Regions from separate parts of the Mus musculus genome. Here region 2 is linked to region 1. A link is a contact called in ENCODE Hi-C or POLR2A ChIA-PET data. All regions are on one chromosome and are shown on one strand. The core of a region is the stretch at or near the end of the contact, and the rest is flanking DNA. Distances in the headings are between cores, read along the strand shown. Region 1 overlaps 5031425E22Rik (RIKEN cDNA 5031425E22 gene). Region 2 holds the start of Kmt2e (lysine (K)-specific methyltransferase 2E).

Evidence for each region. Hi-C counts contacts between places; a loop is a spot of excess contacts on that map. ChIA-PET counts read pairs that join two places held with the same protein, here RNA polymerase II (POLR2A).
Region 2: a loop to region 1 is called in a map of heart, with 8 times the contacts of the local background. The contact joins the promoter of Kmt2e here to the enhancer-like site in region 1. A Hi-C loop is called at or near these places in 2 of 37 maps with a recorded cell type or tissue (both heart). POLR2A ChIA-PET finds 5 or more read pairs at or near these places in 4 of 5 experiments (Patski and embryonic stem cell).

Annotation. Positions count from the first base shown.
Region 1 is chr5:23,385,115-23,388,620 of GRCm38, reverse strand. It overlaps 5031425E22Rik (RIKEN cDNA 5031425E22 gene), which reads left to right. Exons shown (of 3, transcript NR_165300.1): 2 at 3,449-3,506. Among named protein-coding and RNA genes, the nearest start is that of 5031425E22Rik, 46 kb to the left of the region's middle. Within about 2 kb of position 1,565, at least 1 of the 3 ENCODE cell types and tissues checked has a DNase peak (open chromatin) inside an H3K27ac peak, as active enhancers do; it is heart, where a contact is called at or near this core.
Region 2 is chr5:23,433,040-23,436,414 of GRCm38, reverse strand. Kmt2e (lysine (K)-specific methyltransferase 2E) reads right to left here and starts at 1,951. Exons shown (of 26, transcript NM_026984.2): 1 at 1,632-1,951. It overlaps 5031425E22Rik (RIKEN cDNA 5031425E22 gene), which reads left to right and starts at 3,079. Exons shown (of 3, transcript NR_165300.1): 1 at 3,079-3,205.

The DNA.
Region 1 (3,506 bases), core at 316-2,815:
ACCACAGCTAGAATAATAACCAGCTAAGAGCTTTTACTTGGTGTTTCTTGTGTGCCAAGCATCATGTTGCTTTATGCATATTATTAGGATCTGTAAAGATTCCCCCTCACTCCTGACAGTTCCTCCATGTGGAAGAACTTCTGCTCCAGCATTTCTGACTTATTCCACTCCGAATTAGTGCTTCCCCAGGAAGAAGAATCAGGCTGGGAGAGGAGTGATTTCTTAATGGTGATTTGAGGAGAGGACTGGGAGCCTGTATCTCAGACTCCCTTCATCACATAGCAGCCAAACTCTTCTCCCTCCCGTGGTTACAGAGTGAATTCCTGGGGTTGGGGGGTGGGGAGAGGAGAAGAAAGAGAGGAAGGGAGGAAGGGAGAAAGCTGAAGCACACAAAATCCCAAGACTGGGAAACAAAATGAGTGACAAAGAAATTATACAAGCGGCTTCTAGTCCCAAGTGTTCCTTCTGCTCTGAGGGGAGGAAGTGGGGCTCATCAAGGTGGTAGAGGAAGATTTGGTATCCATGAGATGGTCCAGTGAAATCTGAGGAAGACAAGTGCATACACACAATTTAACAAGGAGGAAACGGACAGAGTGTCTCATAATAAACTTAAATTAGAAGAAGAGAAACCTGAGAAACAGGACAAGCTTGTGGATGAAGATACAGGAGACTCACAAGCTGGTACTTAACCAGTGAAGGAGATGCTGCCGAAGACCTGCTGAGACCCAACTAATAACATGACCAAATGAAATCATTCTTTGATAGTATTGCTTATGGTGATACTGGAGAAAGGAGCCCGAGTTAGGCTGAAGAAAGGTTAGATGCTGAAATGTTCGGAACCCCAATTTGTCCAGATGGTGGCCATGGAGCTACCAAGGCAGAGAAGTGTTGGCTTTCATATGGCAGGGTACGTGGTAGTGGCCGAGGAGGGACCATCACTGCCCCTCAAGTGGATTCAGAGGCATCATGGAGCAGAGAGTGCAGATTTTGACTATAGGAAAGATAATAAAGTCACCTCCTAGTCTACAGACAAGTTCCAGTCTCTGTACCCTTCTCATTCTGTTTGGAGATGCTATAATATGAGGTAGCTTATTTCAGCAGTTAGGGTGCTGGGTGGTAGACAGCTTTGTCAGTCAGCTATACACACACCGGTAAATAAACATTTTATATAGTTGTAAAATTTCATTCTATTCTGTTGCCAAAGAAACATTAAGAACTTTGTATAGCTTTTTAAAAAGCAACTACGTTTCTTTTAAAGAGAATAACTTTTAAAGTTTAAAAGAAAGGTGTGTGTGTGTCCTGCCTGTCTGATCTTGGCAGTTCTTTCCTGTTCAAGTATACTAACTTCGAGTCAATGATGACTAGGCTTTGACAGCGTCCTCTTGGCTTCCTCTGCGTCATCGTCATCGAAGCCATTTGAATGCTGACTTTTCCCCCTGGGCTTGCTAAGCCCAGTCCCTAGGGGACACAGCCATTTGAAACTCCCTGCGGTTTGAATGGGCTGGCCCAGCTGGCAGAGATCTGCAGCTGTGTTGCCTTTGGTTGCGTGGCAACGCAGCACCCCACCCATCTTCTGTTCTCAGAGCTGAAGATCAACACTGCTGAAGCTCTGTCTGCTCTTGCTGTCTCACAAGGACCGGAAGAGGATGAAACACCAGTCAGTACCGGGGGAATTGCAACGGAAAAATATTTTTCCATTTCGGTCAAGTCGCCATCGGGAAATCATTCAGACTCAATATTGAGACTGATACAGGGCGGTGAGTGGCATTTCTTGAGCAGGCTTTTCTGTTTGCAGAGAAATGCCCGCCCTTTGCGAACAATCAGCACCATTCAGCCTGGCAGGGTTGACGGAGCTTGGGGCAGGCCGCTGATAGATTTCATCTGCTTCTGAAACTCCGTGGTTTCGTACAGGAACACTGAAAAAGAGACTAGAAACAGGAAGTGGAAAAAAAAAACATTTCTACCTAATGGAAACTACCTTTTGTTCATCTGCACCTGCATTCCTGTTAAACATTTAAATTAGCGCAGGTATCTACTTTTCTAGGGACTATCCCCAGATGGTATGTACCCTAGAGGGGCTTTGCCTCTGATCTGGAATCTTCCTGTCACCATAACAAATCTCTCATTCTCTTTTCGCATTCCTCAGAAAAGAAACAGCTTGCCCATTGCCAGGAGGAATTAAGATCAGAGTCAGGGCAAAGTTCTAAACCAGTCTCCCCCTCCCCCACCCCTCCCCCTCCCCCACCCCCACCCCTCTCCCCTCCCCTCTCCCCTCCCCTCTCCCTCCCTCCCTCGCTTTATTTATTTATTTATTTATTTATTTATTTATTTATCTATCTATCTATTTATTTATTTATTTATTTATTTATTTATTTATTTATTTATTTTTGTGGCAGGGGTCTCTGTAACATAGCCTGGAACTCAGCCACACAACTGAGGATGGCCCTGAACTTGTGTGAGCCTCCTGACTTTCCTTCCTAAGTGCTGGGATTACAGGGATGCCCTTGTGCCACCATGCCCACCCAGCTCAGAAGCTCTCTTAGTGTAATTGTTGAGTAGCTCCCGAATAGTAAGGAACTGAGATGTAGTTGCCTTTGGTCAAGGAGGGGTCAGAGACAAGAGGAGTAAGATGATGACGGTTGGAAGATGTATGTCCGAGTGCACCACAGGGAAGCCAGGCTCAGAACTCCTTTTCACTCTGGTCCTTGCCTGCATCGACCCTGCTAGACGCTAGCAGATACTTTCTCACTAAGGTGGGGGAGGGTGGCTGAGACCCTTGATGGCACTGTGCCCAGAACAGAAAATGTGGTTGTTGGCAACTATATCAAAGGGCAAGGCTCTGCTCATTTAGAAACCTTTCCACCTCTGCTTACCAGACCCCATAACCTAGCATGCCCAAGGCCCACAGAAACTTTGGAACAATAGGCTTTGCCCCTCCTGTCAGTTATTTATTCATTTATTTAATTTTTCATTTTGAAGACAGGATATGGCTGCTCTTTTAACGTGTGTGAGTTCAAATCCCAGCACCTACATGATGGCTAACAGGTATCTCGAACTCCAGTTTGAGGGGATTTGATACCCTCTTCTGGCCTCCTCTGCTAATGGACAAATGTGGCTTAGACATAAGAGCCTGCAAAAACACTCATCCACATAAAATAAAAATAAATAAGTCTTTGAAAAAAATGTTTTTATTTACTTATGTGTATGAGTGTTTTGCTTACTTGCATGACTGAGCACCACATGTATTACCAGATGCCCAGGAAGGTCAGACGAGGGCATTAGATTCCCTGGTACTGAGTGCCACCATGTGGATGCTGAGAATGGAGCCTATGCCTCTGCAAGAGCAGCCAGCACTCTTAAGCACTAAGTACCTCTGCAGGTCCCCACCTTCAATTAAAAAAAAAGATTTACCTTTATTTATATGTGTGTTTGTGTGTGCCTGATACAGATGCTGAGATCCAAAGTCCAGGTCTCTGCTGCAGCAGTACTCTGATACACTGAACTCT
Region 2 (3,375 bases), core at 702-3,201, 47 kb before region 1:
TGTTTGTACAGCTCCCTAAATTTTACTCCAAAACAGAATACAAGAACCAAAATATACAAAATTAGTTAGGAGTTGAGTGAGAAATGTTTAACTGAAGGTAAAAATTCCCAATCATGCAAAATGGGCTACTTAACAAAACATTTTACTTTGACATATTAGTTAAAAATGGGCGATTTAAAGTCAACACAGACTATTATCTGCATCGAATAAATGTTTAATGTTTAAAAGCCCCCCGACCATGAAATTTCCAAGGCCAAATGTCTTATTGTTTTCAAAAGTGGTATTGTTTTATTTGCCTCTTAGGAAAACCCAATAAAATTAATCAACTATAACACAACACTGTAATTTGCAATAAAATTGACGAATTTTTGTAAATGGCTTGGAGGAGGGGGGGGCAAGCCCAATCTTTTTCATGTAAACATAATACGCTTGTAATACACTGCAGACAAACGCACTGCATGGGGTGTGGAGGACCCGAGCTGATTAGATTACCACAACATCAGCCTGGGGCCGCCATTTTTAGAATCTGTAAAGGACAAAAGAGGGAAATTACAGTTTTTACTCTCCATCTCAGAAATTAAAGGGAAAGGGAGACTGTTTCCCAATTAGGTATTGCTATCTTCAACCTAGAGCTGAATGCACCTCACTTGATTCTTCTCCAAGGTCTCCAGAACTGCAAACACATATATATTATCTTCATCTCTAAAGGATGAATAAAATAAGCAACACCGAAATTTACTTTAGAACTAACTCCAGTGATTTCCCTTTGACTTTAAATTTGATCATTCTTGAGAGACAGTCTAGATAGGGCGGATCTAGGCGGAACTAAAGCCAGTGAGGCAAGCACCCAGGATTGTTTTTTCTCTCCCTCCTCCCCCGTTTAGCACAGGGAACCGTTTGTTTCTCATCTCTGTCTGCTGCCACCGCGTCGGTGCCAATCCTTCGGTCAAAATAAGCTTTCCTGAAATGAGCCATATTGTGGATTCTAAGGCTCTGGCACAGTAAAGGACGGCAGTAAGGCAAGAAGAGCGGGGGAGGAGACTGCGAAGGCTGGGTACTGACTGGGGTGACCACCTTAGGGGCGGGTTTACCCTCTCCGGAGAGGATGAGGAGCGGTCTCTCTCCTACAAAGAGAGATGCCCAAGGCGTTCTTTTAACCCCTTTCACATTTAAGAGAACATTATGCCACCGAATGGCAGGGAACAAGGGCAGGAAGAAGAAAATGGGGCCTAAACGTCTTCTCTCTGCACCCGAACAAGATGCAGCTGGAGGAGGGGAGAGCTGGCAGCTCGCGGGACCTCTCCGACACCAGTCACAAGCCTCCTTCCTCACCCCGGAGGCCTGAATCCGCTACCAGGGAGGAGGGCGCCCCCTCCCTAACTCCCACTCTCAAGGGGGTTTAACTGCCAGTTTCCCCTTCCACAACCCCAAAACCCGCCATAATGCCCCAGTGCCAGGGACAGGCAGGAGAAAGGACAAATTCCATTTCCACAAGCGACGTGGCCCCAGCACAGGCGCCTGGGGTTCAGTGTGGACGCCCGGCTCCCGAAGGACAGCGACCCTCTCTCCCTAGAGCCCTAAGTCCCCCCACCGTGGACCCCACGACACCCACAGACACGACAGGCACTGACCTGTGATGGTCACACACCAGACACCCGAACCCTGTTATCGGCTCGACCCCGGGCGAGGTTCTCCACACCTCAGCGCTCGGTCGACCCCCGACGACAGCCACTGCGGTCGCAGAACCGACTCCACACCCCCTCCCCAAGCAGCAGCGCGCAGCGTCTTCAGTGGGAACCCAAGAGTCGGGCACTGCGGGCCACGGCAGGAATGACGAGGAGACGCTGAGGCTGCTCCGAGTGTCTATGCCCCCTCTGCTGCCGCTCCCGAACGCAGGCTCGATCTCCGACTCGGCCCCCTGCGCCCGCTCAGTGTCACTGCTTCTCGCTCTGGGAAAATGGCGGCGGCGACGGCGGCGGCGGCGGCGGCAGCGGCGGCGGCGGCGGCGGCAAGCGCACGGGGCCCGCCCGCCCCGCTCCGCAGGGGCAGGGGGGAGGGGACGAAGCTACTCGCCGCCATCTTGGTTATGGGCTGCGGCCCGACGCGGCCTCTCCGCCGAGGCGTGGAGACGTCACGCTAGAGGCCGCGAGCTGGCCAGACACTCCGTCTTTCCCACAACAGGTGCATTCATCCATCCGCCGACGGTTGGGGAGGTCTTGCTAGCTGGTGGGCTTGGCTCTTTACCCGTTGTCCCCGAGTAGCCCTCAAGCCTGGATGTAGGTGAGCGTGAGGATGCTACTAGTGGGTAGAAGGATGACAGCAGGGACGGGGACGACCCCCCTCCCATCACTTCCTAAGGTGATGCACTTGCTCCTACCCCCCAAGCAGCCTCAGTCCCGGCAGCCCCCTCCCCCCGGCCTGGCCTGCCAGCTCAGGGTGAGCCCGGTCGGATTGTCACTCGACGCCCACTAGTGGCTGAGGAGGCTCCAGTGCGCAGGCTCCGGGCACCGGATAAAAGCGGAGCTGGCGAGTCCCGCGCTGTCTCGATGGAGGAGCGAGAAACGCAAGAGGTCGGGGGGAGAAGCCGCAGAAAAAATTGCAGCCATCGTCAGCGCCGCCTCCCTGCCACCGTGTATGGGGTAAAAGCTGCCGTTGCCGCTGCCGGTGCAGTCGCTGCCGCCGCCTCCTATACTTCTTAGCACCGGGGAAGGATTCCCCGCCGCGGGACAGTGTGCTGGGCGGGGAGCGGGAGTTCGTTTGTGTGGCGGTGATTAAACGAGGGAGGGACAGAGCTGGTTTCTCGAACCGAAAAGGGGAGGCCAAGGAACAAAACAGGGTTCTCCACTAAAATCACACAGCGATTACGGATCTGGCTTTGGGGGCCTTTCCCCGGAATGGCGGTTTCCGTCTTCTTGGCCCGCAGCACGACCTTGGGTGCTCCGTAAGAGGAGTGGGGAGAGGCAGAGGCGGTGTCGGCAGCCAATCGGCGTCTGGTGATTTCTGTCGGGCGCGTAGGGATTGGCTGACGATGACCTCATGCTGCAGCAGCGGGTGGGGCCAGAGTCGTCGGGGGTGGCTGTTGCAAAGGCAGAGAGTGAGAAGTGATGACGGTGATCGTTGTCGCCGCGTCTTCTGTGGAACCCAAGCAGTGCCGAAGGAAGTCGCAAGGCTCTTCCCCGACCTTTTGCTCCTCTCCCTGCGCGAGGTGAGGGCCCTGGCTCGGCCTCTGCGAGACTTTGGGGCGCTGGTGCGGCCGTGGAGGCGCAATTTCTCCTGTGACTTTTGTAACTGCGTCAGGGCAAGATGGCGCTGGGTCTCCTTGGGGCGCGGGGGGAGAGGCACGTCCACCGCCGCCGCAGCGCATGTGACCGGCTG